Linked DNA regions of Mus musculus: region 2 is linked to region 1. The links are chromatin loops, found by intact Hi-C in ENCODE. Cell type or tissue: heart. All regions are shown on one strand. Each heading gives the region's core, and the rest is flanking DNA. Links, peaks and the distances in the headings are about the cores only. Region 1 overlaps Usp25 (ubiquitin specific peptidase 25). Region 2 overlaps Usp25 (ubiquitin specific peptidase 25).

Region 1 (15,620 bases), core at 4,115-12,114:
AATTTCAAGGCTAACTTCATGTGGATGTGTGATTGACCCAGTACCTTTGTGTGAAAGGATAACAGTTGATATTGAGTTGAGGTTAGTTGACCATCGACGAGGAGGTTTGATAGTCTCACCTGCCTTCATTCTGTTCTTATTCTATATAATGTCACAAGCACTGTGTTTTAAGGACATATTTTGAAATAGGTTGGGGAAGTTCTTCGGCATTCTTTTTTGTTGAAAGAATGTCTTGGCTGTTCTTGCTGTTTTTTTGCATTTCCATGAGAAATTCTAATGTTCTTTGTACAGTTGAGCCGAAATGAAGGTAGGAGTTTTGAGTAGGAATGTGTTGATTATAGAGATCAATTCTGAGTGCATAGACCCGTTTAATCTAACAACATTCTACAGTTCCTCGTTAATTTAGATTTTAATTTCTTAATAGCATATCATTTCTAGATCCTGGTGTATCATTTATTAGTGTTGACTTTTTTGATATTATTCTAGAGGGCATTTTTTTTGTTGTTGCTATTTAGGTTTGTGTTTTGTTTTTTTGGCAGATAGATTATAATTGATTTTTGCATAACCTATGTCCTGTGACCTTGCTAAATGATCTCCTAGTGCTAATAGAGTCTATACTTTATCCCTTCCTATCTCCTGTCTCCCCCCTCTCTGTCTCTCTTTCTGTCTCTCTCCGTCTCTCTCTGTCTCTGTTCTCTCTTTCTCTCCGTGTGTGTGTGTGTGTGTGTGTGTGTGTGTGTGTGTGTGTGTGCTTGTGTGTTTGTGATTATTTTTCTTCCTTGCTATTGTTTTATTGTCCTCTCGGGAATCTCCTGAAAACATTGACTTGGAATTCTTGCACTCTTCCTCATTATATTCCGGGAATGCTTTGTCTTGTACTAAATGTAATCTTTGCCACAGTTTTTTTGAAAGATATATTTCGTAAGGTTGGAAATGTTTTCTTCAGTTCTTAGCCTGTGAAAGTTTTGGTGAGACCGTGGTCATCCTTTTGTGTTTCAGGAGATACTGAAGCTTAATGATCTATTTGCTTATCTTTGCCAGTGCTTATTGAGCGTTCTGATTCTTGCTTGTAAAATTCTTCTTCTTCATCTTCTCTTTATTTTCTTCTGATTTCAAGGTGTTCCTTGTAGTCCAGCATTTACGCGTGCTTGTTTTCTTTTGCTCTAACCGAATAACGCCAAGCACATGAAAAGAAGGGCAGGTTTGGCCGGCCCCTCTATGGAGTTCATGGTTGGTTGGCCCTATTGCTTTTGGGCTTGTGCACATCATGGTAGAGTGCCTGTTAAAGGCAGCCACTCAGATTATGGTGGGCAGAAAAGAAGAGAAAGAGAGTGGAAGAAGTTAGGTCCTTTTCCAGGCATCTCATCCCTAGAGTCTGCCTTCCTCTTGTCCCTGCCTTTTTCCCTTCCCTCCCCTTCCCTCCCCTCCCCTCCCCTCCCCTCCCCTCCCTCTCTGTCTCCCTCTCTGTCTCCCTCTCTGTCTCCCTCTCTGTCTCTCTCTCTCTCTCTCTGTCTCCCTCCCTCTTTCTTTCTTTCTTTCTTTCTTTCTTTCTTTCTTTCTTTCTTTCTTTCTTTCTCCCTCCCTCCCTCCCTCCCTCCCCCTCTCTCTTTCTTTCTTTCTTTCTTTCTTTCTTTTCCTTCCTTCCTTCCTTTCTTTCTTTCTTTCTTTCTTTCTTTCTTTCTCTCTCTCTCTCTCTTTCTTTTCCTTCCTTCTTTCCTTCCTTCCTTCCTTCCTTCCTTCCTTCCTTCCTTTCTTTCTTTCTTTCTTTCTTTCTTTCTTTCTTTCTTTCTATCTTTCTTTTGCTCTTTCACTCTTTTGCTCTTTCGCTCTTTCTTATTCTGAGACAGGATCTCTCTACATAAGAATTCACTATGTAGATCAGGTTGACTGGCCAGGAACCCTCAAAGATCTGCCTGCCTCTGCCTCCCCAGTGGTGGGATTATAGACATGTGTTACCATGCCCTAGCACTGAGCCTTCTCATTAGCATCCTGAGCCTTTTTATTCTCTTTATAGTGAAAGTTCAAGGATTAAAGTTTCTAGGGGATTGTTGTTTTTCTCAATATGAATAACTGAGGAAGAAAACAGCAAAAAAGGTTCTTAGCTCTTTGATAGGAATTTGGTGAGCCTGTAAAGTGTGTGTGTGTGTGTGTGTGTGTGCGCGCGCGCGCGTGCGCATGTGTGTGTATTTCTGTTCATTACATTCCTAAAATTTAATCTTTCTGCTTCCTACTTTGTGGTTTCCATCTTAGAGACCTTTTGTATTTTACAGTTTAGGCCCACGGCTTCCAAGTCTCTATATTCAAAATGAACTTCACGCTACATCTTCAGCTCAGTTCTGGATTCCAGTTGGATGCCTGCTTTGTGCATAAGTATACAATTATCAGTCAGTGTCATGACTGCCTTCATTTCTTCCTCCTCTGTTTTATGCAGATGAAAAACGTGTAGTCTGTGGGGGTGTGAGCCCAAATGATAAGCCAAAGGCTAAGGGAAAATGGAGGAGACAGCACTCAGGGCTTGAAGTGGAGGGAACGTTATAAATATGTGAGAGAGCTCCATTGTTAGAGAGAAGAGCAAGGACAAAGAAACCTGAATTGATCTGATATTATTTGTTTACTACAAATAGCTGGACTAGAACTGTGGCAGAATAATGAACAAATATTCTGTCTTTTCTCTTGCTTTCTGGCACAGAGTCCTGAAAACTCTTTGAATTGACTTTTTTTTTTCTAACCTTAGGAAGATGACTCATGGTGCTTGAAGAGTCTGGATTGCTTCAGGATGGGAGTTGCCTGGGAAAAACTAACCAGTGTCACTCGAGGGTGGGACATTTGGTATATCACTGCAACCTCCAGGGAAGGACAGGAGGATGCAGGCTGAGTTCCGTCACTAGTGGTCAATGATTGCATTACCTGGTCCTTTATAAAGCTCAGCCCATGTCTATTTTGAATCGAGTGCCTAATAGTACTGTAGGAGAGTGCTCAACCTACATGGTTAGATTGTAACCTTCTGTTTGTTTTTGTTTGTTTGTTTGTTGAGACAGGGTTTCTCTGTGTAGCCCTGGCTGTCCTGTGACTCACTCTGTAGACCAGGCTGGCCTCAAACTCAGAAATCCTCCTGCCTCTCCCTCCCAAGTGCCGGGATTAAAGGCGTGCGCCACCACGCCCAGCAGATTGTAACCTTCTTAGATTGTGTTTCCCAGAGGCATTTGTTCTCTCAAGGGTAAATCTTCCCCTCCTAATTGTTTTGAGATCTATTTTCTTAGAAAATATATAACAATAGATTTTAATAATTAAAAAAACTGTCAGGAACATTTTCTAGTTAAGGGCCAACCAGGACAAAAAAAAAAGGAGAGAGAACACAAAAATTATAGTAAGGAAGGCTTTATATAATTCACCAAGAACAGATGTTTGATCAAGAGTAACTGAAGGAGGAGATAGGGCTCATGGAATGGGCCTGTAAGACCAGCTAAGCAGGGCGTGGGCCAGGAGCAGGACACCTGCCTGGGCTACAGATTCATTTGAAGATCAGCATAGGCAGCTTAGTGAGACCCTGTTGCAACACTGAAAAGAGATGCTGCGGAGAAGACTCACTGGCTAAGAGTATGGAGTGCTTTCAGGGGCGGCTTCAGTTCACAGCACCTCAAGTGCGGCTTAGAACTTCAGTCCCAGGAGATCCAGCACCCTCTGCTGTAGGCTGCAAAATGTTAGTGCAAATTTCTGGGTTGCAGCTTTTCTCTTAACCCAGATAGCTCCCAAATAATTGAAATGACTATTAGATTTATTTAACAGGTTTAAGGCACAACAACTGAGCAGTAGTAATCTATTTTATTTCTCCAAACTAATCTGGTTACCTCCCAGCCAAAATATTCGAGATACTTGCGTTTTAGTATCGATCTGGCTCTCTCTGTTCCAGGTGAATTCTCACAGTGTCTCCTGGACCTTCTCCTCCTCGGGGATCCCCACTTCCTGTGTCTCCCTCCTGCTCCCCTGGCTGGAATAGTCCAGCCCTATTCTCTCCTCTGCTCAGTCACTGACTGACAAGTTTCTTTATTGATAAGTCAGGGAGTAATTGGGAGCAAAGCTTACACAACACTGAGACAAGAGATTCTCAGAATAAGGATTGCAATGAGATGTTTGGTTTTTTTTGGGGGGGAGGGCATGGTGGTCATAGAAATCAGCCTTTGGATAATACAAGGATAATCTTTACACAGTGCACAGTAACATGCCTGTACATAGTTAGCCATTATGTCATTAATAGGACCAAAAGTTGGATTTGCTTTAAGGAATTGTTTTGTGACATTAAGCTGTGAGGAATTATGAGACCCTTTTAATTTGAAAGTTCTGCTTTGAAAATAGTGTTGGTTAGTTTTGATTTCAACTTGACATAATCTGTAATCACCCGGAAAGAGAGTTTCACTGAGAGTTGACCTGTTGGACATGTCTTTGGGGTGGTGATAATCTTTATTCCTTTGAGATGGGTGAGAAAGGTCCACACATTATGAGTCACAGAATTCCCTGTGTTTGGGCCTTGGACTGTGTACGAGGGGAGAAAGCATATCTATGCATCCATTTTCTCTCCCTCCTCCTGACTCTGGATGTGACCACCTCCCTGCTTCAAATGCCTACTCTTTTGACTTGCCCACCATAATAGAAGATAACCTGGACTTGTGAGCTAAAATAAGCTCCTTTCTCCTTAACTTGCTTTTGATGGGATATTTTCTCACAGGAAGAGGAAGAACAACTAGGGCAAGGGTTTTGATTAACAAATTGATTCTTCACTTTGTGTGTCCGTGTGTGAAGCCTAGACAATTATTATTGAGCTATCGTCCTGTGTTTCTACTTAATTTCCTGAGGCAGGTCTCTTACTGACTGCTCTTGGCTGGCTGGCTGGCTGGCCACCCCAGGGATTCTCCTCCCTGGCACTAGGTCCAGGTCCCTGCATCGCCTTTGTGGTGGGTACTTGACCACCAAGCTTAGGTCCTCATGCTTAGGTGGCAAGGATTAGGCCCTGAACCCTCTCTCAGTGTCCAAAGCATGTTTATTTCATTAGTATAAGGGACTTTACTTTTGCACTGAAAATTAATTATGAAAATGTAATGCAGAAATTAGAGATACAAGCCGGGCAGTGGTGGCACATAGCTTTTAATCCCAGCCCTGTAGAGACAGAGGCAGAGGCAGGCAGATCTCTTGATTTCGGGTCATCTTGGTCTACTGAGTTAAGTTCTAGTACAGCCAGGGCTACAAAGAGTAACCTGCCTCGAAAAACCAGAAACAAGAAAAACAAAACCAACCAACCAAAAAAAACCAAACCAAGCAAACAAAACAAAACAAAACAAACCAAGAAAACAACAATGAACCAAACACAGAAAGAAATTTGAAGTACATACATAACAGGAGAACTTTATTTACATCAGAACTAGCTAAATGCTTATTTTATTTAAACCACAGATATGGAAGGTAAAATATATGACTTGATTCTCCAAATTTTGTTTACCTATGTGTCTTCTAGAATGTAAGTACTCTAATTTAAAATCACAGTGTATACTAAAAGACTTTGCCAGTTTGGTTTTTAGAACTGAATATGAATGATGTTCCCATAGAAACCATGTTTGTTCCTGTAGGGTTCGTATTTGGCCTCAAAATGTACCTAAATTCCGTAGGAGTTTTGGTTCTAGCGCTGTGTAATAACAGTGACTGGGAGACTTGTACTGACAGTGCCGGCTTACGATTGTTTTATCTGTGGCCTAGTAGGGGTGGAGAGTTTCTGAAATGCTGTGGAGTATTGCAGATAGGACTGAGGGACTGGGTGACAGGTGCGGATAAGAATTCTTGGGTGAGAAGGATGGAAACTTACATTTATCTAGGACTAGCTATGTTCCTGACTTCTTGTTGGTGTTGGTGATTTCCTATAGGTCAACTCATCTCTTTTCTTGGTGTTTGTTTTATTTCTGCTGTTCCACAAGTGCTTCCCAGCCTACTGTCAGATTTCTGTGTGAAGGCATGGCTGAAGGGCTGCAGGAGACACAGCATTACCACCAGAATCCCATTATGGAGGTTTGCAGTTATCAGCAGATGCAGAATGCATTTGAAGAGGAGATGCACTCAGGTTCCGTACCCTAAAGTGGCAGAGTTGAGGGGTCTGTAGAGCAGAAGCTAGAAGCCTCCCACTCAGTGGCTGGCCTGTAATCTGAGGTTTGAGTCTTTATTCTCAGAAAACCTGAAGACTTGTTTTTTTCTACTGGTCATTTTAAAGTTTGCTGGCCGCAGCCACCTTTGAGGGGACACTGACCTGTGAGTTCCTTTTCTTTGTACCTGAATTTTCTTTATTTTGGAAACTGAGTTGACAAACGCAGTGGCTGACTAAAGAGTCACTCAAGTGTTAGTACAATCCCTTTCCTGCCATAGTCTGTATTGCTTTTTATCTTATCATTATCTTATCATTGAGTATTTCACGTGAGCATAACTAGTGAACATAATTAGTTTAAGCTCAGAGTCTTCATTTTTCACATCATTGCTAATGACTGAGGGGAGAAAGATCTGGAAAAGACAGTAGCTATTGAATTTCCAAGACCTGTTTTTATTCCTGTGTCTGCATCTGTTAATCTCTTGAAGAGACTTCAGGGAGCTTCCGTGAGAATAACTTCTTGGGGAAGAGAGCACATGCTAAGTTTATGAACCGGAGGCATTTAGAAACCAATATTTTGTCTAACAAGGGCACAGTGAACAATTTACCCACCCCCTCTGCCGCTAGCCATTCCCACTTTTGCATTCTCAGCAGTTATCTTGATGTTAACTAAGGTGTCTTTAAGTTACTGGGGAGCTGACTGGGGCCACCCTACTCTGCCTGCCTAGATGTGAGCAGTGAAGAGAGACTTTTCTAGTGATAATTGTCCCTAGCCCTTGAGTACCCAAGACCAGCATAGTCTACACTGGTAGACTATAAACCCTGAGAGCTAGCTAGGGCTTATTGAACCCAAAGGCTTTAAACCCAACGGGTTTTGTTTTGTTTTTTTTTTTTTTTCTTAATTTTAAAAATGCAGGTTGGAGGCTTGCAGTTCTGGTTTAGCCACGAGTGGCTCCAACATTTGACAGCTGCTGTAATCCTTCGTTTTCAGCTGCAGTGAGCGGAGCGAGCAGACACCAGAAGGCAGTTCCTGCCAGTGTGAGAACTCTCGGGTGGGCTGTGCATGGTGGGTCCTCAGGCCCCGAATAGGCTCCCGTTACAGCACCGAGACCTATGGTCTTGGGACCCTTGGATGTTGACTGCTGGTAGTGTTCCAGCCCTCGGGCTCCCGGTGTTGGGATTCTTGACTCCTAAAGCTTCCATGTCCTTGGAATCCCGCCAGTGAGCAGAGACTGCACTGCGGCTTGTCTTGGCCTCTTCTGCTCACTTAGTTTCTGTCCCTGGCTGCTCTCTGGAACTCTGCAGCCGACCTTCTCGTGCTGCCACCACATTGTGTTAGCGGCTCAAAGAGAACCACTGCCCTGAGAACTCCAGCCCTGTTAAGTGCTCTCAAGCCACACCAGCTGGTAGCAGCAGAGAGGGACTCACTCAGGAAGGCAGCCAGGAAGCCTACTTATTATCTGCTGGCCCTCTGTAGCAAGGTGTTCGCCCCACTCAGGATGCTGTGCTTCCTGCAAGTGCAAGTTGACATCTGTGTTAATCAAGCTGTCTGCTTACGATCCCTCCCTGGTTTGAATGAAAATGGCTCTGGGGTCAGTGCCTGAGTTAACAGAAGGCTTGTTTTGCAGAGAGTGCTGCTTTCTGAGGCTAGGGCAGACTGGGGTGCTCATACCTGGAGCAGGTCTGCAGCAGTGGCTGTATTGGTCACACTGCAGCTGTTGTCGTGTTCTCAGAGTAATCGTAAAACGCCCAGAAAAGCTGGGCTGCTGTGACACCATCTATCTGGTTTCTAAGAGCCAAGGCTTCTTGGCTGATGGTTCTTGAGACTGATAACCCTAAGGGAGGCTTCTGCCTTTCTGGTCTCTTCTCTGTAGTTTGACTCATTCAAAGAGCATCAAATGGATATTTACAGCAGAGATGTAACTAAGTAAAGCTTAACACAGAACTACGAGTCCTACAAGCATGTTCCAATCCATACTTAGTAATATTTAACCAGTGTCTATTGCCCTTCTCTTCTGGCCCCCGTATTCCATATAGGTAGGTTCCAGGGGTGATTCCACTTTTTTTCTGAAACATTAAGAAAAAAGCCTGGCATTCCCTAGTCTACTGGTGAGGTAAAGGATTTGTGCTGAAACCCACTTGCTTCCTTATCCTGGAACTGCTTGCTATATTTTGCAGTTGTAGAAAAGCAGGATGTCATTGTGCAGTGGAAATAAAGGACAGAGCTTGAAGGTGTGTGTGCATTTTGGCATCTTTGCTTATTGATTTTTGTGGCGTCCACAAACCACCAAATCTATTGAATTCTGTTTTGCTCTTTGGCCCGGCGGTGGGAACAAACAGAAGCCGCTATGTTCTGCTCTATAGCACCTAAGAAATCCATACAGAGGAGGCCACTGGGACTCAACAATAGGCTCCAGAAATAGGCAATTGGAGCGAGTCCACCTTGCATCTGAACTTGCTAGGGAAGCAGAGGTTCCTATGCAGGATGCTTGTAGTGAGGAGAAGAGTTTATCAGAGACAAATCTGGGAAGTGTGAAGTGTCTGAGTTACCTGCCTTGCTGCTTCATCAAAACATAAGGCAGGGGCTGGGGGGTTCTTTTGGCTCACAGCATTCAGAGGTTCAGTTCATCATGGCAGAGGAGGTCTGGTGACAAGGAGAGGAGTTGATTGGTCACATGTGTCCACAGTCAGATGCCCAGCTTCCTGTCTCGTTCTTAGATTTAGTCTAAGACCCTAACCCATGGAATGGTACCCACTGACCATTTAAGGTGAGTCTTTCCACCTCCTTTAAGTTAATCTGGAAAATATTTCGCTGACATCCCAGATTTAGTTTCCATGGTGATTCTAAAGCCAGTCAGGCTGACAGAAAAGATTAACTCTCACACGAAGGAAGGTCCAGGCCTTACCAGACAAACCAGGATCATGATCACTGCAGAAATATCAGCAATATGGACAGAGCTACAGAAGATGAGAGCACAGCTTGTGGGCTAATGACAAAGAGGACAGTGTTGCAACCAGGCGACTTCTCCTGGAGTTTTCTCTGTTGTATCCCCCACCCCCACCCCCCGATCTCTTCTCTATTTCTTGTCAGTTTAGCTAAGAACCTTGTCTGTAGCTTTTTTTCTCACCTCCTTCCCCTTTTCCAGTGTCCCCACCCCCTTATCTCCTCTTCACTCCCAGTCAAAATTTGTGAAAACATGAATCATGGTAGAACAGGGTTCTTTGGCAGTGTGTCAGACTGACTGCTCATTAAAAAAAAAAAAGAAAACACTGAACATTTATGATATACAGCAAAAGTCCTCTGCATGATTTCTCTGCATTTTTTAATGAACTCTGTGTCAGCCAACTAGTACCATAAAAATCACCTTAGTATTTGGTTGCATACCAAGACGGTGCTATCATGATCACTGATTTACAGGCAGGCTGAATGGCTCTTTTCTACGTCTGCCCCATTTGGCAGGGGGTGGGTGGCGGGTGGGCTTAAGTGGGCTCCCCGAATCTTCTAGTGAGGCATCTGTGGAACCATAAGGCACTTCCAACCCTCCAAATACATCCCATTTCTGCTTGTGTGTTGCCCTCGATCGTACCACTGTTGAACGTCTATCTTCTTTGCCATAGGGAAATAAGTCTTTAGAGGAAGGAAGGAAGGAAGGAGTACCACCAAGGTGTTTATGTACTGTTTGGGATGGGCCCTTCCTAGCATCTTTGTATTGCATTTGTTATTAAAATAAAAGCGCGTTTGCCTTGTTCATACTGCATCTAGGTTGATTTGCATAAAGTCATTTGAGGCACATTTTTCCTGGAATCAGTCTCCGGTGGGATGTTGGTCTTTATAATGTCCCATGCGTATTTGGTCATCTCGTTAACATTAATGTGTGACAGCCGCTTTCTTGGTTCAAGGACATGAACATTTCTACAAAATAATTAAATTTCCTTGGGATGTTCAATAATTTTTCTGAGATGCATGATTAAATAATTTGCCATTAAAAAAATAATGTAAATAAAATATTGAGGTTGTAGGCCCTGTACATTGCAAATAGGCTTGTGGCATTTTCTTAGCATGTTATAGTGACTAAACTAAGTTTTACATTATAGAAAAGAGTCCTGTATGTTTTTTAAAAATATATACTTAATTTCTAATCTTTGGTATTGATTCCACTGTCAGTTTTACTCCAGTTTTTCAAATACAAATCAATAGGAGAGGTTTAAAGAGAAATATGACTTTTCTTATTGCAACCTGTAGATTGTCCATTTGATGCTTTCATGAAACTTCTGTGTACTTCCTGGCCTTTACATACTTTTCTTTTGTATCTTAACATCTATTGTATTATTAGGTGCTGCCGTCTTGGTTCCTTAATAAGGTTTTTATGGGAATGAAGTTCTTAGATGGCGTGAGTAATCCACCATTGCCTAACAGTATCTGCTGTAGTGCTGCTTCTCTTTGCTGAGTTTTCTCTTTTCTTTGAAAGAATTCATACATCTCTGATTTCACTTTTATAATGGATTTTGCCTACCAGAAAATTATTTTCTGAACTCCTGAATGGGTGAGTGGCTTGACACTTTAATCTGCACAGACCTTAAGCAGAAGAAGTCTTTTTTTGTTTGTTTGTTTTGTTTTGTTTTGTTTTGTTTTGTTTTGTTTTTGACACAGGGTTTCTCTGTGTAGCCCTGGCTGTCCTGGAACTCACTCTCTAGACCAGGCTGGCCTTGAACTCAGAAATCCACCTGCCTCTGCCTCCCGAGTGCTGGGGTTAAAGTCATGTGCCACCACTGCTCGGCAAGCAGAAGAAGTCTTAAAGAACTTTTTAATGTCAGGCTGGGTTTTCTAGAACTCTTATGGGAAATTAGATTTGGAGATATTAATGCAAAGAACTTCCATGGCTTTTTTTTTTTTTTTTTAACGGAAGCATCTGAGAATCTCCTGTGGGTGGCGTACACTTTGACCACTCTGTCACTTAAACATTTCAAGGGTATTTTCTAAGGAAGATGATGTTCCCCTACTATAATCCAATTCAGGAACGTGACTAATATGTTGTCATCCACTGAGCAGCTTCCTTTGCTTCTCCAGTCACCTGCACTGACACTCTGCAGGGCACCCAGCCTCTCTTGTTGCGTTGTGGGGCAATACTTCTGGATTTCCCTTCTGGAAGAGACTCACCCTTTGTTTTTGGTGGTCTAGGCATCTTAATGATGACCGAACAACTCACTTGCTCTGGATGGCTTGCTTGAGGTTGTCTGGTCAGTCTTCAAGATTAAATTCAGGTTTTGTACTTGTGTCAAACCTGCACAGCTCCAGGCTGCAGTGTGTCAGCAGGTGCATGCTGCCATTTTTGTCTTGTCACCAGTCATAGTAACTTAGATGTCCTGGTTAAGGAGGGGGCTTGCTAGTTTCCAGTACAGAGCTAATTTTTCTCTTTATTCATTGTAGATTGAAATTTTGTAAATACTCCTTTTCTCAGCATACTCTCGACCAGTAGTTAATTAAGACTACCCGCAAATTCCCCTCAGATTTGGTAAAGGGGAAAGGAGAAACCATTTTGAAGTAATAAATCAAGAGACCCACGTTATTGTAGCAATGAGGCTTGCTTTCTGTCTTACTTTTTCTGTACTTTAGTTCATAGTGCTGTTCCACAGTTTGTGAGAATCAGGTTTTAAGAAATAAAATAGAAGGGCATGCAGTGGGAATTGCTGATTGAAGATCTTTGCAAGCACTGGTAGTAGAATCTTGTGCCGTCCAGGTTATGAAATTCCCTAGTCTCACACACTGTGGAGGGAAGTGACTGAAGTGGACCAAACCAGTTCTACTGAGGCTGTTTTATGGCAGTGAGGTTGGAGGATCAGGGGGTCTTCTTGTCATTGGCTGCATCCTTGGACCCTGAGATGTACTCGCTGGTTTCATAGGCAGCCTGTGACATACACGCACATCTCCTAACCATCCCAGGAGTGCGCCCAGCTCAAACAGGTTCAGATTCTTGCAGAGGCATGATCTGAGACGATGAAGACAGGTTGAAAACTGTGAGCTCGGAAGCTGCTTGGGAAACTCTGGAAGCTGGGAATGAAAAACGAGAGTCCAGGCGTGGTGGCACTCACCTCTAATCCCAGGTGGATGCCTGGGAGTTCAAGGTCTGCCCTGATCTTCACCGAGTTCCAGGTCAACCAGGGCTACATAGTAATGCCCTGTCTTAAAGAAGGCAGCTGTAGAGAAACGTCAGAGTTGCGGCAGGGCTCCCTGATATGTGGTGTCTTTCCTTGTTCAAAAGAGTGGTGTTTTTATTCTGTGTCTTCCAAGGCTTACCTCTTCTCTTCTCTCCTCTTTCTTTTTCTCTTTTTCTTAAAAAAGAAAAACAAAATAGGTTCATTGTTTCTACTGTAATAATTCTGATTTCTTCTCTGCCCTCTAGCACCAGCAGACATTTTTGAATCAGCTGAGAGAAATTACTGGGATTAATGACGCCCAGATACTCCAACAAGCCCTGAAGGTATGGCCTTAGCTTACAGCTTACATCTGCGGCGTACTTTTCTCTCTCTTGTGTACTGTATTAGTTAAACCATATATTTGTAGAGACGGGAAAGCAGTCTCTTATAAAGCGAGAGCCTCATTTTGTGTGTTGCAATTGTAAACAAGTAATTCCTGCTACCTTGGAGTGGTGTGTAGCCCCTCTATAGCAGATACTTTTTCTGCAGAATGGTAGGGCATAATTTCAGTGCTCATGAATAATGTTTTTCAACCATGATTTAGTATATGACTGCGGTTCAGTGTATGGGTTAAAATACAATGTGAAGAAGGAACACAAATTAGAGAAGCAATAGGGCCCACAGCTTACCTCTTTTTCTTTCTGAGACTGAGAAATATATATTGCTTTCACCTATCATGTTGCTCATGATAACTTCATTTAGTTAAGCATGCTGTAAGGATATTCCACCTCAAATTTCAGTAGCGTGTGCATCAAAGCCAACGTGCCATTTGGTTGTATCCTAGATACACTCTCATTTCCTTATGGAGCTGCTCAGATGAGTCAAATCCCGTGGCTAGCTCACAGGGAGAAGGATGAAGCCAATGAAGTGTATGCTTGAAATAGAACTGTAGTTTGAGCTCATTTGTATGGAACATTTTTATCACCTTAGTCACAGGCATAGATGGGAGCCTTTGTAACTCATCGATGAGAGAAAAAGTCAAAACGGTCCCTGATTCTGAGCTAGAGAGCTTTAATTTCCAGAGATAGTTTACGATTTTAAAGTTTTTGATGGTTATGAGCAAATATCACCAATGATAGCAACAACCTGCGTTTCAGTTCCTCATGTGGGTTTGTTCATTTAGTCTTATATTTCCAAGAGATAAATACTTCCATTTCCCCACTTTGAAAATGACGAAACCTAAACCGTTAAGTAACCCACTCCAAATCACACAGCGGCGTGTGGAGAGGCTGGAAACAGGAGCTACAGCAGCCATCGGCCGGTGCCTGACTAAGGCTGTGTCTGCTGCTCTGGTGGGAGCTGCTGCTTTGTCCTGTTTGCCAGAAGGATGCTGGCAGGAGTTTATACAGAGCTGTGCATCTTGTCATTGGAGGAAGCAGCACTGTGCAGTCCCTCAGTTCTTAGGAGCACGTCTTTCTTTCATTCTGATAAATACCTGACCAACCCACTCCTTTCCCAGGAGATCACCGAGGATGGAGGGTGGAGGGTGAGGGTGAGGGTGTAGCCCATCACTTGGCTATGTGCATTTGGAGGAGACCCCCTCCCTGTTTTACATTTGAGAAATATAGATCAATTAAGTCTTGTCCACATTCCTTAAGTGTAAGCGGTTTTTCTTCTTCACAAACTTACATTTCAAGTTAGGTGATAGAGTAAATAGGACATTTAAACCCCAACTGATAGCCTTTCTGATTTCTCAAGGGATTTAGTAATGAATTGATTCTCTTACCAAGAAGTCCCTTGTGTTGGGAACCACAGCTACTGACTTCATCACTGTAAGCTGAACATGCTACTAGCTACTTCCCTTAACCCTGCCCAAATACCTGACAAGTGGAACTTGGGATGGCTGGAGAAGTGGCTCAAGGCGATGAGCATTGGCTGCTCTTGCATAGGACTGCATTTTGGTTCCTAACACATTATTGGCTTTCTCCATCTCTACTGGGTCAGATCTCCTCTTCTGGCCTCTGCAGGCACTGCACTCCTGTACACATAAACACACATACACAGACACACACAGACACACACACACACACACACACACATAGCTTTTAAAAAGCCAAGAGAGGAGGGTGGATTCGTTTCGGCTCAGTTTCGGCTCAGTTTACGAGTGCTGTCTCGTGGTGGGGATTCACAGTGGCAGGAGCGTGAGGGTGCCTGCTCACACCTCAGCAGACCTGAAAGCAGAGCTGGGAGACCCTCCCCGTCCACACTTCCCTGAGTTTACACAGCCTGACTCCTGAGAAAGTCACTCAGCCTCCCCAATGTTGCCATCAGCTGGGTACTGGTCTTCCAACTCAGGAGCCTGTGAATTACATTTTAGATCCAAACCATAACAAGAATCTATACTTAGTTATACAGGCTGAATAGCCACCAGGTTGTAAAATCCCTGCTGTGTTTGGGTTGAAGCACTTAGCAGGTTTCTTGACACACAGTAAATACTTCCTCAGTCTTCACTGCAGTTCCTTTGGTGAGCAGTGTACTTGCCTGACAGTGGCCTCTCTTAAAGGTGCCTCTTGGAAGAGTCACTTAGTCTCATAATGTACATAAAGGCGTCACACAGTGAAGCTGTGTTGTTGCCTTCCCACCACCCTCTCCTCAGCTCCCTGCTAGAATGAGTCTGCGGCAGGAATTGCTTCTTCATTCTTTTGCCTGTTGGTTATTTTGCAATTATCTTCATCCCAGAATTCTCTCTTCTCCTTAATAGGTTAGCAGGGATTTCTCAGACTTTGCTTCCATAGTTTTCTTTTTAATGCATAGCCAACACAAGCTTTTTACCATGAACATCATACGATGTCCAAAGTGTTCTACTGCCTTTAAAAGCAAAACAAAACAAACAACCCTGTGAGGTTTTTACATTCTAGCTTCTGATACAGAGATGACTTGATTTATCTCTGAGTTCATTGTGCTGCCTCAGTTAGCTGCCTTGGGATAGTATTACATTTTACCTATCATTAGTCCTTTAGAGATTCTGAAGACAAAACTGAGCAACCCTCCTCTCCTTGCTTTTTCGAATTCTAAATGAACATTTGCATATTTTGATTAGCTGTGCTTTTGATGAGCAGTGACATGTGTGTGAATGTTTGTGTGTGTGTGTGTGTGTGTGTGTGTGTGCGCGCGTGTGTGTGTGTGTGTGTGCATAGTTGTCATCTTGATGGCAGTAACCATTTCTGCCTAGCAATTCTCCCTGCCTCTCCATCCTATCAAGTTCTAAACCTCTGCTGTCCTATGAATCCTTGGCATTTTGCTCCAGTTTGTTCCTAGCTGTGTGTCCAGTATCCGTGTGAGAGAAGCTGTATTTTAACAAGTC
Region 2 (15,620 bases), core at 4,314-12,313, 52 kb after region 1:
GACTCCATCTCCAGGGACTCAATCCAGGATTTTCTGATGGACCATAGGCCCCATGTCAGACACAGACATGGACAAAGACATGAACAGGGTCAAAGACACAGACACACGCACATAATTAAAAATGAAAATAAGTCTTGAAAAAGAACTATGCCACATGCTATCATGTGACTTTTCTCGTTTGCATCTTTAGATGCTTATTATATTAGGTTTTGTTGACTCTTATAAATCATGTTTCTTATAGTTTAACTGGGACAATCTTACTCATGTTCAATTTAACCCCTGCTTAGCCAGTAATCCTTAGTGTTTGGGGAGGAATAAAGAGCCACACCTCAGCACTTAGCTTTAGCAGCTTCACTGGAAGACAGGTGCCATCGTCAAGATTCCAGCCCATCCCATTTTCCTCAGCCTGCAATGTTTATTCCTGGTTTTGGTTCAGGTTACGTTTGTGCGCAGTCACTGAGGGATGTGTGGTACCAGTTTTTGGCACTGAAAGCTATGATACCTGTAACATGGGATTAATAGTATCTTGTTGCAGGACTTATAAATACTTAAAAATATTTATGATTTTACACCTCTGAACTTGTTGGCTTTTGAATGTATATATTCAACCTTTAAAACAAATAGCATCCTTTTGTAAAACTTGAACTTGTTACATAAAAACAAGCTTTTTGAAAATGTTAAATTTCGTGGTTCACTAAACAACTGTGTGTGTGGCGTGAGTGGGTAGGACACACTCAGAGCAATAAGAAATTTAACTCATTGATTGCTAGTTTATATTTGAAAGCTTTTACAAGTATAAACTTTGTTGCTGAGAAATCTTTATCATACATTAATATAATATATAGTTGTAAGATTCAAGGTAAAAGTAGGAAGAAAAAAGAGAGAGAAAGGGAAGATAACATTTTCCAATTTTAGGATGAGAACAGTGCGCATTTGTTCCAGACAAAGATTTGTTTCCCTTTGAGTCAAGTCTTCGGTTTGACAATCTGTTTGGTTTCAGTAAGTGTCACTCAGCCTGCGACAGAAGGTGAAGGAGCTCTGAAGTCCTTCCCTCCTAGGGAGAATTTGGAATGTTACAACTGTGGACGATTAGCAGTGTGTAGATAAGGTTTCCCTCTGTCCTCTGATGTGGACAAAGGCTATGGGGACGTCAGGCTGAAGTTCAGCTGTAAGGAAACCATCATAGTCCCTCTGCTTGCTGTAGTACAGTAACGTCAGCACCAGGATCATTTACCGACCTTAAAATTGTGATGGTGAAATCTAACAGGCTGACCAAGTGTCTGTTATTGTTTCTTTCAGCATTGGTTCACTGAATTGCCGCCGGTATTAACATTTGAACTGTCAAGATTTGAATTTAACCAGGCATTGGGAAGACCAGAAAAAATTCACAATAAACTAGAATTTCCCCAAGTTTTATATCTGGACAGGTACGGTTTGTACAAGTAGTAGGTTTGTGAAAATTGTTATTTCCTTGAAGCTAAGGTTTATTGATGCTTGATATTTCCATCTTATTATCTGTTAAGGGAGTATATTCATTTTATCTTATAAATATATAGTAATAAATATTAAGTATTAAAATATTTTTGTGTTTTATACCTGATATCTTAAAAAACTTCAGTTGACCTTTTGTAGTAATAGTTAGATTTATTATCATACTAGTTTCCAAGATATTTGGTAACACTAATGATGGCCTTTTTTTTTTCCTTAATAGGTATATGCACAGAAATAGAGAAATAACAAGAATTAAACGTGAAGAGATCAAGAGACTTAAAGATTACCTCACAGTATTACAACAAAGATTAGAGAGGTAATTCAGCCTTCATGGGCTTAAGACAGGAAGGCATGTGCCTGGTGGCTAACTCGATTATTAATTTTCAACATGCTTTGGGTAACTTATAATGTAACCTATTATAAGCATATACTATATTATAATATTATAAGCTTATAATTCATTCCGGATTGAATTTTGATTAATTACATTAGACTCTAGATTGCATCCCTACTAGGCTGTAGATGATTATCTTAGAAATTGAAATGAAAGACGTGATTATCACCAGCTTGTTTTCCTGGTGCGGTAAGTGGAAGTCAGGAGGCTAGCGCAGAGCACGGGGTGAACTGGACCGAGAGGATTCGAACTCTTCCCGCCCAAGCCTCCCAAGCTTCACACAGTGAATCCTTCAGGAAGAAGCCGGGCAGCAAAGGGAGGTTGCGCAGCTCATAGAAGTGTGCATGGCGTGAGTGGGTGCTATCACATACCAGAAGGGAGGGGCTGAGTGTGCCTATGCTCTCACAAGTCACAGCTCCATCAGATGTGGAATGTGATGCCATGCAGGCCGGATAAGCCTACAGGCTGCAATGCAGTTTGACTAACCCCAGTTGTCGACCTACAACTTTCTGAGTTACGTTTAATTTGCTCATTAATAACATACAATGTTGAGTGTGAACATGTACTTCCAGGGAGCTTACATCTTAATAAGTTCCAGTACATGTATGGAAAGTGTTCACGGGGTAAAAGATGATAAAAGTGAGGACCTTAACCATGAGGCTAGTGCAGGATTCAGAGATGAGAATGTTTGCACATGGTCCTGGGTTTGTTTTCCCACGGGGGCAGTTTAGAACACCGTCTTAGGTGCGGCCATACATAGGACTTGCAATTTTCATCAGCTTTGCCGTCCTTCCATTTCTCAAGTGTATATTCAGTTTCACCTTCTTTATTAGAAAAGCAAAGTCTTATTTTATAAGGCTTCAAGCCACAAATTATTTTGACAATATAGGTAAAACGTGTATATTTTATTAATAGATATTTAAGCTATGGTTCCGGTCCCAAAAGATTCCCATTGGTAGATGTTCTACAGTATGCATTGGAGTTTGCCTCCAGTAAACCTGTGTGCACTTCCCCCGTTGATGACATCGATGCTAGTTCCTCAGCAAGTGGCCCCCTACCATCACAGTCCTTACCAAGGTAAGTGAGTCACCCTTGCTCCTTATTCCTCATCAATTCAGGAGGTCTTGTCTATCTGTTGGAATCTTTATATATTTTTCGCTGGTCAGAATTATACTTTTCAATGTTTTGGTTTGTAGTTTCTGAACGTCATATAATATGTTGATGATGCTTTTAGAGTAGAATTTGTTTCTGATAATGCAAGTTGGTATTAGAGAGAGAAAGAGAGACAGAGAGAGAGAGAGAGAGAGAGAGATCTTTAGTTAGAATATGCATTAGATTTTCCATTACAAAGAAGAAGGCAGTCTTACTTTAAAGCCACGATTTCGTCCTTATAAGATTTTAGTCCTCTTGTACTAAACGTCTCGTCTGATATTTGATCAGTTTGTGTGTTTCTTAAGATCATTTCCTCTTGAGATTGTGAGGGGCTTGGATGCTATCATCTATAGAGCTGGCTTCAGTTTGGAAGTTTAACCAGTCGCATGTGTGCTTTGAAACCACAGCACAACAGAACAGCAGGGACCCTGTGCTTCAGATCTGCCCGGCTCCTCCTCACCCGCATCAGGTGCCGCCCTGCCCTTGAGGTCAGTGATTCACAAACCCTTCACTCAGTCTCGGATACCTCCAGATTTGCCCATGCATCCGGCACCAAGGCACATCACAGAGGAAGAACTGTGCGTGCTGGAGAGCTGTTTACATCGCTGGAGGACGGAAATAGAAAATGACACGCGAGGTAAGAAGCTCGCTGAGTGTGGCTGCTGTCGCTTCAGATGATGTTGTACTCTGAGAAGGAAAAATGGCTTGGATTTCATTTTTAAACATGTGTAGTTTTTCCTTGAAAAAAAAAATCTTTTCTGAAAAGATTTTGTGGAAGACACTGTTTTTTGGCTGTCCCATTTTTTAATTTTTTTATGTTCTTGCCCTTCGTGTCAGATTCACAGGGACCACAAGGGTTTCCCCAGCTTACTTAGCTGATTAATGATGTAACAGATGGTCTGATTTGCCAGTTTAGTGTTCTAAATTTATATCAAACTGGTATTCACAGCTACTCCAGTGGGGAAATGTCATAGAGCCTCAGAATTTGTACTTACTGGTTCTGGACTCCGTCTGATGCTTGCATAATGAAGAGGGGAAAACTGTTTTTCTCTAGGTATAACCATTTAAAAAGTGAAGTTTTAATTTCTGTTTCTACCTGGACATTGAATCATGCTAGAGATGCTGAACCCCATGTACAGCCTCATTGTTTAATCTAGTCTAAGAGACTTACAGATCCGATCCATGGACCCAGTGCCAGTCTATAGGAAATTTTCAGGAGGTATACAGCAACATAAGGATTTGGTGTGTGGGAGTGCGTGTGGATGAACACATGCATTGCTGAGCTATCTTTCTTTCTTGAAAGACACTTTATTTTGAATTCATTTCTAACTGTTAAAATGAACTTTTTCATTTTAAAAAGATACTTCACAGTAGATTATATTATAATTATCTTTACATGTCAAAATATACGTTACTAACTCTAAACTTCAGCTATCAGGAAAATAGAAATTGTAATTTTATATTAAAAGGTTGAGGTTACATTAAATAGCACTAGCTGTCTTCTTTTAGATAGTTAAGTTGCCACTTTATGGATAAGTATGAATAAAGTCCAGTTTAATAGAGTAGATAGTTGCATTGTTAGTCTTAGTAACTAGAGAGTTTGTGTTACTATTGTGCATATTTAAATAACTTTACTTATATTAATTAAACATAGTTTAATGGCTAATAATAGTTTATTGAATGCTGTGTGGAGTATTGAATAATTCCCTTCTGGACATGACAGACTGTATTTGTAATTCAGAAGAGTAGATGCTGATAAACTTTTGACATTCAGGTACTGCACAAAGTGAGAAAACAAATGAAAGTGTTTGAAATAATATTTAAAGAAAACAGACACATGGAGGTTAATGACCACAGGCCCGAGAGAGGAATCAAGTGGGCCACTGAATTTACAGTAGCACGAATACTAAATAAAATGTACTTCAAATGGACAAACGTGTGAGTCCCTGCCTGGAAGACAAAGACAGCATGATGAGATCACAGTGGTCATTTGTGATAGATGAACCTGGGGAGCATTCATGCCTTAAGATTCTGTGCACATCATACTGGAGATCAGGAAAGACTTACTTGGGATTCTTGTTTTCTGTCTTTAACTCCTATGGATACAACAAACTAGCATTGATTTTTTTTTTTTATATGATTGTGTAGTATTCCAAAGCCCGGATAATGTATTTAATATTCATGTATTAACTGCAGAAAATGTTGGTCTATTACATATATATGTATATACATTACATATATACATATATGTATAGAATATTCTTAAATAAATAGAGTAGGCTTCTTAAGATTCCATTTCTCGGCTAAAGTATATAGATTTTAAAATTTGAATGTTTTAAAATAGTTCTGTTTGGAAGAGAATACTCTCAGGAGACTCTCAGACCCTGAGTGTATTTTATTTACTCTGGAGTAGTCTGGTAGGCGATAAATAACATCTCAGTGTCTTGATTTGCCTACCATTATGATGATAGTATTTTTAAAAATGTCTTATTTATCTTATTTTTCTCTTTTGTAAACATTTTGGGACAGTTTAATATATACCATAAAACAAATATATATTACATATTCCCTGTAACAACTTGTAAAGCGGGTCTTTAACCTATTTTTTTTTATAGTAAGCAATTTTTCTAGTTTTTATTTCTTCCAAGAAAATGCCCTCATTTAGACATGAGTCTTTTTGTCTATAGTGCATGCTATCGGTATTACTCTTCTAGTTTGTCATTTGGCCTTTGTGCTGGTTTTTTATTTGCTTTTGTTAGTTTTTTAACTTAATTTCTGTGTGGGTGACTTGCTTCCATATATGATGGTAATCATTGTGTGCAGTGCCTGTGGAGGCCAGAAGTGAGCATCAGACCCCCTCTCAGATTATGTTTAGGGGAGCAATCATGTGTGTGCTGGGAATTGAACCTCTGGAAGAGCAACCAGTGCTCTTAACCACTGAGCCATCTCTGCAGCACCTGGCTTTTGTGTTCTGATGTTGATTAAAGTTTTAGATGTTTGTACTCTTACATTTATTTATCTCTTATGGTTTCTTAATTTTGTATCAGCCTAAAATTAATCTTTCCAGAGTTTGAAGTTACTTTTTTGTAGTAGCCTTTTCTGGCTTCTTCCAGATTCTTTCAACTGATTAACAGAACGTTACAATTCTGTGATATTTTAATGTATCGATACCAACACTTACCTTATTCAGATTTAAAAATTATGAAATAATGTAGCTGTGAACACCCAGTCTTTGAAGACTTTTATAAAATTCTTTTCTACTGTAAGTAGAAATAATAGGAAATGGAAGTTCCGTTATAAATTTCACTTGGCTATTTTAGTGTCCCAGTTGCATGCATAGTTGATTTTTCCTATTATCTCTACATGTATAGGGAGGTGAGCGTTAACATTCCTTGAAACCTTTCTGTACAAACTTGAATGCAGTTTGATTTTCTTGGCCCTGCATATTTCCTGAGTTGTTTTGTTTTGTTGTATTTTTAACTCTCTTTGTTCTGAACATCTCATTTCACATAGACTGCAATAATAGCATCTTAAAGAATAGTTTAGAAAACTTTTCTTCCTCAATAGTGTGATTATAAAAAACAAAAAACAAAAAAACAAAACCAAAAACCCCTTCGTCCCTCTGTTACTAGTCTCAGTAGAAACCCAGGTGACCGTGTCCTCCATTAAGTCCCGTCTTCTATCCAGGTGACCGTGTCCTCCATTAAGTCCCGTCTTCTATCCGTAGATCTGCAGGAAAGCATATCCAGAATCCATCGAACAATTGAACTCATGTACTCGGACAAATCCATGATCCAAGTAAGTGAGCGCTGGGCTGCCGGCCCCTGTCACTCTGTTGCCACACCGTGTGCTATTTGTAAGGATTTCTTTTTAATTCTGTGTATGTTTGTGTGTGCATTGGTGCCCTGGGAGGCCAACGCTGTAGGGTGACTTTAGAGCCAGAGTTACAGGCAGTTGTGGACTGCTGGACATGTGTGCCGAGAATGTTGAGTTATCCTTCCATCTTCACCTTCATCCTATTTATCTCACACCAATTCTTGGTACATGTTTTGTCATACAACTTGAATACATTTTATTCTAATAAGCAATATATTTGGTATTATAGTATAAACTAAGGAGAAAAACATTCTGATAAAATTTTATAACAGATTTCCTTCATGTTATACCTAAGTTACTCCTTTTAAAAAATCTTACAATAAAATTTACAAGCAGTTTTCCAAACATATTCATTAAGAAAAAAATATGTCCATAGGGAAAATGCATATGACCATTTAAAGGCAAATAATTGGGGTAGAAACCCTGAAGCCCCGTTCAACTCTAACTTCTTTCTGGGTGTGGGAGCAATGCCTGTAACCCCAGCGCTCGCGATGCTGAGGCAGGGAGATATGTTTGGGAGGCAGGCCAACAGGCTTGCATAGTTAGAAACTGTCTTCAGAGAGCAACAAGCATGCAAGCCTACTTTGGATATACATTGATCATGCAGTCTGGTGTTTTTGTCACTACAACTGTGAAGACAGAGAGAAACTGTGTGTATAAATGTCCACTGTAACTCCTTTGTTCAGTACAAAGAAGTACTGGGCCAGCCACCAACACGTACAATCTATTTTCAGTTTTGAAAATTACTTTCTCTTATATGTTTGTATATTTTTAGTTTAATAACTTCCATAGATTTTCTCCCTGAATAATTTTGCATGTTTTGTTTATTTGTTCTGTTGTTTTCCTCAAAACCTTTAATCCCAGCGACTTTTATTCTATTTAGAAAATGTGCCCCAGCTTTCCTTAAATAGGTAGTTTGCAGATGGCCTTGGGAAATGGTTTAGTAGACAGTATAATTCAACTTTGCATTTCTTTCCACGCCAGGTCCCTTACCGCCTCCATGCCGTCCTAGTTCATGAGGGCCAGGCTAATGCCGGCCACTACTGGGCGTACATCTTTGACCACCGGGAGAGCCGGTGGATGAAGTATAATGATATTGCTGTGACCAAGTCTTCATGGGAAGAGCTAGTGAGGGACTCTTTCGGTGGTTATCGAAATGCCAGTGCATACTGCTTAATGTACATAGACGACAAGGCACAGTTCCTAATACAAGGTAAGACGATGCCCTGCCATCACTGCTATTTCCATATCTGAGTGTTTTACCTGCATGTATGCAAGGGCACTGTGTAAGAGCCTAGTGCCTGCCCCCAAGAAGATAGGTGTGAACCCAGAGTCAGAGATGGTTGTTGTGAGCCATCATGTGGGTGTTGGAAACTGAACCCAGGTATTCAAGAGCAGCAAACTGCTGAGCTGTGTCTCCAACCCCACAGTGTGGCATTTTTGAGTAAGGATTTTTCTGTCATGATTTGGCTGTGTGATGAATTCACTGAGGGTGGAGAATTGCATTGAGAAGTGTTCATGAAAAGCTGGAATGGGGAGGTGATACAACCTAAGCTGGACTCCAGGAACGGGACCCACACCAGGCAGTCACACTGTACTCAGAGCTAATAACCAACATAAATCCGACTGTGCTCCCCATAGTGAGAGCTCCTTAGCTCCTGCAGCCAGCCGGACACTGGCTGACGGTTGACCCCTTAGTCTAGCACAGAGGGCCTTTGTTTCTGGCCTCTAAGATTTGCTCCAGCCTCATGGCCCAGTTTGAACTTTATATACTTCACTGACATTTGAGCTTCATGCCATCTCCTCTTGCACAGTTTTTTTTTGTATACTTCCCAAAACATCAGTTCAGGTTTTCTCAAAACATATTTCGGGGCTGGAGAGATGGCTCAGTGGTTAATAACACTGACTGCTCTTCCAAGATCTTGAGTTCAATTGCCAGCAACCACATGGTGACTCACAACCATGTTTAATGGGATCCAATGCCCTCTTCTGGTATATCTGAAGACGGCTACGGTGTACTCACATACATAAAATAAATAAATCTTTAAAAAAAACCAAAAGCATTTCTTCCATCAGACAATTGTGTGGTTAGGTTTGAACACTGTAATCTCTTTGGCTCAAAGCCCAAATCCCTGTGAAAATATACTGTAGTCTTTTTATTTCTGTTGTCCTAATGTAGTCTTTGCATAAAGAAAACACCCAGTATATCCCTTCTGTCTGTAGCCGTGTAAGCTTAACTAGGCTGTTCATTTATAACTAAAGTTTAATGTTGTAAGAAATCTTTAATCTCAGTGGGGTTTCTATCCCTGCTTTTGATCATTTAGTTCCCAGATAAAAGACACAGACTTTTATATTTCTAATAAGCCTTCAATGCACTACAGCTGGGCAAATCTACCTTCTGATCTATTAGAATCCACCTCTCCATCAATAACTCCGAGTTATAACTTTCCATGTTCCATCTAGGCAGCCCTCATGGCCATGTTTCTGATCTACTTGTGCCATGGAGTCTTCTCCCCTCCCCCCTCCTGCTCCCCCCTCTCCCATGCTCAACCAGGTAACTGAAAAACCTGCCTACCCAAATCCCTCCAGTAATTGGCTGTAGCCATTTTGATTTAACCAATAGTTTTAAATTAAGGAACAAGGTTTGCATAACAAAAGCTTGTAAACATGATTACTTACTCATAAGCCTAGACCTTTGGGTACAGAATTTAGCATTACAATAAATAGCCACAGAGCAAACTTCAACAGCTCACTTTGACTATTGAAGTACTAGTTGCACATTGTTTCAGAACACCTTGCTGCATTGATAAGCTTCACAGTTTATGTGATTTTATGTTGTATTTAATCCCTTAACATAAAAAACGGTTTTAGTTCTACTTTGAGCTTAACATAGTCAGAGATTGCTTCTGACTTTGGTGAAACAGTTATTTCCTGCATAATCAGACTTTGGATATTTTCTTATAATAGCAAAGTGAGGTTAGGCTCATGTTAGAATCACCAGACATTTTAATTAATTCTGTATTGCCTCTCCTTGCTACTCTTCAGACTCTAGGAACTTATCAGAAACCTTCGACTCATTTTTCTAATAGTTATGTCTTTGTTTTTCTGAGCACTTTTAGACTTTTTAAGAAAATGTAGGTAATGTTTGCTATGGTGACTGTATGTAATAATGAATAGTATATAGTTTATATGCCACTTGAAATGCATTCTATTTTGAACTTTGCATTTTTCCGTGACTTCTTAATTTTATACTAGTTTTTGAAATATGATTTTCAGAGGAGTTTAATAAAGAGACTGGGCAGGCCCTTGTTGGAATGGAAACCTTACCTCCAGACTTGAGAGACTTTGTTGAGGAGGACAACCAGCGCTTTGAGAAGGAACTGGAAGAATGGGACACGCAGCTTGCCCAACGATCACTGCAAGAAAAGCTGCTAGCTGCGCCGAAACTGCGGGAAGCAGAGGCTTCGGCCACCACAGGTTTGTCTGCTTATTAAGTTATAGTTTATAGTAGGGTAATAGCATTTATTTTTATTGTGTTTTATTATAAATTGTGCTCACTGTTATACACAGTGGTAGGACCTTGTGTTCTACACCCATTTAAAAAAAAAAAAGGAAAGAATAATGTTAGTCAAAGTAAACATTTAAAACTCTTCCAAGCAAATGGTATATAGGCCATTAATGTTGGCACATGTAAGAAATCAAAGCATGAAGTTTAACTACAGTCAAGTATGAAGAAGAAGTAGAAGTTAGCAAACATCTAACTCTCAGGATGACCGCAGGCCACAGTTTCCTTAATCACTGTAGACACTAAGACTCCTCTCTGTGCTTGGAGTCGTCTATTCTCCTTTTGACAGGAAGCTGTAATAACTGTGATTAGGAAAGACACAAATTGGCTTTTCTGAGTCTATTAGGAAACAGCTCTCAACAGACAATATTAATATACTCACAGTTATTGCATAATACTGGAATTAACAATTCAGTTGGTTTTTTAAAAAATTTGAGTTTAGTTCAGTATAGTTAGGGCCATGTGATCAATACCTAATGTTTAAAAACTATAGAAGGATTTTAGTCAAAAATAAACATTTAAAATAACGTCCAAGTTAAAAATTATATATAGACCAATAAAAGTGGCAAATGTATAAAAAGTATAAATACTAGAAAATGTAATTCTTAAATATTACCTGATAAAACCATTAAAATATTCAACATAAGTGATAAATTCAACACGGTGAGATTTTAGGAAAATTGAAGTTAAAATATCTTTTAACCATTTTTATAAAAATTAATTACAAATTTATCTTAGGGCCATACATTCATTGCTGTGAAAGTTCCATTTTTCTGAACTGGATAGGGAATTGAGGAAGTAAAAAGTACACTTAGATAAACTCTGCAAACTAGGGGGGAAAAAAGGGATACATATGTCTGTCTGTCTGTCTCTCTCGACTCTGACTACAAGTTTATCCCTAACTCATGCCCTTTGCCCAGGATCTGCGTGCTCTGGTCTTTGTTTTAAAGGAATCATTTGGGGAAGGTTGCTTGCTTACCTTCATCTTTCACAGAGGTATTTCATCGTAGCACCCTCTGTGTAGGTTTTAGCTTTCTCACTTTGAACATTAAACAGAATTACTTATTTGTTAGGAAATATTTACTACTCCATTACAGCTCTGTGACTGATGCAGGCATGAACAGGTTTAGACAGACTTCTTTTGAAATAAGTTGATCAGTTAATTTATTGATACTGAAGAAATATATAAGTTAGAGGCTCTAAAAGACAAAGATAAAAATATTATACCAACAAAAAGTCCAGTATTTAGGTATGTAAGTATCGGATGCTCTGTGTGACCATATAGTGCTATTAGTGGCCAGTGAGCTTTGTCATGGTGCAGGATGGTGTCTCAATGGCTTCCTTGTAGAACATATGAGCAAGGTGGATTTGCAGCATTATAGTTTCAGTAACTACCAAGGGATGTCTTGGCTCCAATCTTTTTTTTTTTTTTTTTTTTTGCCAGTTCTATTCCTTTAATTTCTTCCTTGGTCTTTTGTATAAATCATTCTAATCATTTCCTAGAACTTAGCCAATTTGATTTATGCACACTCCATCCACATGTGATTATTCTTCTTACTATTAGGAGGCAAGGGCTGCATCATTGACCCAAGTGATAGGATCTAAGTGTGCAGGCACAGCGACCCTCCATTTATTGACCTCCAATGTTTTTCTTGATTAACCTACATTTTGTGATATCAAGACATAACATTTCAGACATTTTCTGCCTCTGTAAAATTAGACTCTAAATTTAAGGGTAGCATTTTATTTTCATGGCAAACTATACACATCCTGTGTTCATCCTCCAGCCCACCCACCTTATACATTGTCACCTTATCTTTCTCCATGACAAACGTCATGTCTCTGTGATCCACGCACTGTCTTTGTGATCTTTCTTTCCTACTAAGAACTTTTGTGTGTTTTGAAATTTTAGAAATTCCATTTTAATTTTTGAATATGTTTCTTTTTAATGTGTAAAATCAACTTGATAATAGTGGAGGCATATTGTTTGAGGGGAGTCAAAATAACGAATATATAAAGAATATAAATCTTTAGTTCACATACATCTCTGCAGGATGGGGCTGAGGTTTGAGAACAGCTATACTGTGAGAACAAGCTTTGCATCCTGTTTAAGAAGTGTGCATTTTGTCGGAGTACAAGCAAAATGTGCTGCATCTATAAATGTGAAGAATAAGACTGAAAAGTTTAAACACACACACACACACACACACACACACACACACACACACACACACTGATGTTTCTTTTTTTGAGACAAGGTTTTCCTCAAGTCCAGGCTGATTTGGAACTCAGAGCAATGAGTTCACCTCATCCTCTCAGGGCTGGGATTTACTGGTTTTAGGCAAATCTGTGGTGACATTATTTTAATACTGTAGGAGCTTATTCTCTGCTGCAGAGGAGTTCACATATAATTAAATAAGGCTAGTATCTCATGCCAACTTTTATCTCATCACTAGTTCAGAAAATGTAACACTGTGGCCACCTTCTTTTTCTCTTTATAGTTTTCAATGTAAATAATTTGTTTAGTCCTCTATGTTATTTCTAGAATCGGTGTGCCCTAGGATTGTGTGTGACTAGGAGGAACAATGACGAAAAAGCTGTCCAGATAATTTACAGTGTGATTTTTCTCTTCCTTCCTTGTGAACTTTTCTCAATAAAGATTCAAGACAGGAGCCAATTAAAACCCATACCTACTTAAGGATATTAGGATATACAACATTAATCAAACTACTGTTTGTTGTTTCCTAAATCTAGTGGTGTTATTTTTCCACTACTATTCATTGCCCACGGAAGGGAAAATGCCGGACAAGCAATGGGAAAGTGTTTCCCCCATAATCCTGCCACTGCAGAGCAGGCCAACCCAAACACTCTGCTTTGATTCCTAAAAGTTCCTTAAGTCTGGAAGGAATTTCAGGGAGGATCTAGAGTATGCATTGTAAAAAGCCACAGGTTAATTGGAAGTATAGTCTTAAGCATCCGCAGGTAACTCTAGTGGTCCTTGTGGGTCCTTCTTAGCAGCCTGGCATAAGAAATGGGAAGGTTGAATGTGCTCAAAGCCGAGAATCTCAGAAGTGAGAAAGACAGGAGTGGAGCCATTCCCTGCCCGCCTCTGCCTGCTCTGGAGCGCATAACCATGACACCCACTGAGGAGCATGGGTGAGGGCATTGGGTCACACGGCATAACACCTGGAGTTCCGCACTCATGAAGTATCTAGATAACCCTGCGCCTTCAGCCAAGGAGCTTCTCTTCCTGAGTATTTCTTCCCAAAATAGGCTTTTACTCTTAAGCATCCACAGGTAACTCTGAGGTGTTCCTCTTAAGCATCATAGTTATATGCGGTTGTCATCTGACCCAGGATTCTACTGCAGAGAGAAATAGTTCCTGAACTAATATTCACTTATTTTAATCCTCATCCAGAAAAGCATGTCATACCTTACATGGGTAATTCCGAAATTAGTATTTTACTTGTTTTAATCCTTATCAAGAAAAGTATTTGATTCCTTAGAACATGGGTAATATACTTCAATTCAAAGCAAAGCAGAAAAAGAAACAAAATTACAGGTAGAAAATGATGCAAAACTGTGTCGGAAGTGTATCTCAGAGGTTCATAAATGTATGTAAATGTAACAGACAGAGCCCTCTCTGGGTCATTTCCATAAACTCAGGCTTACAGGTTCAAAATACAGGAAGTAGAATAAGGCTTGTTAGAATCCAAATGTCCCTAGCATTGTCCTGTTCCCATATAGCAGGATCTGGGTGTTATTCATTTTATATCTGCATCATTAATTTAATAAACACTACATACCAGATGGGCTTTGAATCCTTTCTAAATTGTATCTTTCCTCGTGGAAATTTCATTAATGTCATTGTCAGTGCTCATCCTTAGTGAAGGCTTTTTAACAATTTAAAAAAATTACCCTTTCATAATTTCTGACATGGATGTAATGTATGTAGATCATGTCCAACCCATTCCTCACCTCTTCCTCCCTACACTATGTCTTCTTGTTTTCATAATCCACTGTGCCATTAGTACTTTTCATAGTTGCATGAGCGTTGAGCTCCATCCTCTAGATATTGGGCAGAATACCATGGGCTGTTAAATGTTAAACTATAACCATAGAGAAGTAAGCTTTAAAGTACGCCAAGGGGATGGAGAGATGGCTCAGTGGTTAAGAACACTAACTACTTCCAGAGGTCCTGAGTTTAATTCCCAGCAACCACATGGTGGCTCACAACCATTTGTAATGGAACTCTTTACAGAAACAAATTATGTTAGATGAAATATCTTAAGGGAGAAAAGATTGATTTCCTGGCTTCCTTCCTTGTGTGCCTGTGGCTTGCTCTAACATCTTGGTGCATAGTACACAGGGAGTACATAGCTACTTATTTTCTGTTGATCAGGAAAAAGAAAAGGGCTCCTCACTGTAGCTTTTAAAGGTGTGCTCCTGTGAGCTACTTGCTGTTAGAGGACCACTTCCTGGACTACCAGCCCAAAGCACCATCCTCCTGTGAACACATCTCCAACACGGGAGCTGTTGGGAAACTTAACAACTAAACAATGATAGAAATCAAGGAAGATTTCCAAGAATAAAGAAAGCAAACCCAATCACTCCAGGCCCAACAAATTGCATCCTGAAGGATGCATTATTTTTGCCCATTAGATTCTTTGTATTTATAAGGACCTACAGTAGTGTGAGTTTATGTGGTGGCATGGTTACCGACATTACGTTGGAACGTGCTATGGGGTAAAGTCAAGCTTTCATCTTCTTGATTGCATGACCTGATACAGAAATTGTTCATGTTTGGCAACATGTGGATTTCTTGAACCTTTCATTATTAGCAACTTAGTAAAAGAAACACCACTGAAAATGTCTCTTCTTATTTAAGTTTTAAAATGTGTATAAAACCATTCTTTTTCTTTTCATTAAAACAAAATTATTAGAATGGTTATGTCTTGAAATAGAAAATGCCAAAGGAAAAAAAATCTTAGTAGTGCCTACATTTGGGTATTAGAAAACACATTTCTCTTTGTCTCTCTCTCTGTTTCTGTGTCTTTCTGTCTGTCTCTCTCTCTGAGTACCTTGTGCATTGAGTGATTCTCTGGTTTCTATTCTATGGCTACAAGACACTAGTTAGTCCCT

The links. Peaks named below come from ENCODE experiments on the same cell type or tissue, not always from the same donor. Only the 100,000 strongest peaks of a DNase experiment are listed, where the experiment ranks them.
Region 2: a loop joins it to region 1, with 1.9 times the contacts of the local background. A loop is called at or near these places in 3 of 42 quality-filtered maps.

Annotation. Positions count from the first base shown.
Region 1 is chr16:77,021,381-77,037,000 of GRCm38, forward strand. Usp25 (ubiquitin specific peptidase 25) reads left to right here. Exons shown (of 24, transcript NM_013918.2): 2 at 12,523-12,600. Among named protein-coding and RNA genes, the nearest start is that of Usp25, 15 kb to the left of the region's middle. In heart, for the core only: a CTCF peak has its summit at 7,468; a DNase peak (open chromatin) is centred at 7,451; H3K4me3 peaks cover 677 bases; H3K27ac peaks cover 1,476 bases.
Region 2 is chr16:77,073,560-77,089,179 of GRCm38, forward strand. Usp25 (ubiquitin specific peptidase 25) reads left to right here. Exons shown (of 24, transcript NM_013918.2): 11 at 1,300-1,427; 12 at 1,712-1,807; 13 at 2,801-2,962; 14 at 3,445-3,674; 15 at 6,765-6,835; 16 at 7,898-8,126; 17 at 10,190-10,390. Among named protein-coding and RNA genes, the nearest start is that of Usp25, 67 kb to the left of the region's middle. In heart, for the core only: no CTCF peak of the experiment used is centred there; no DNase peak of the experiment used is centred there.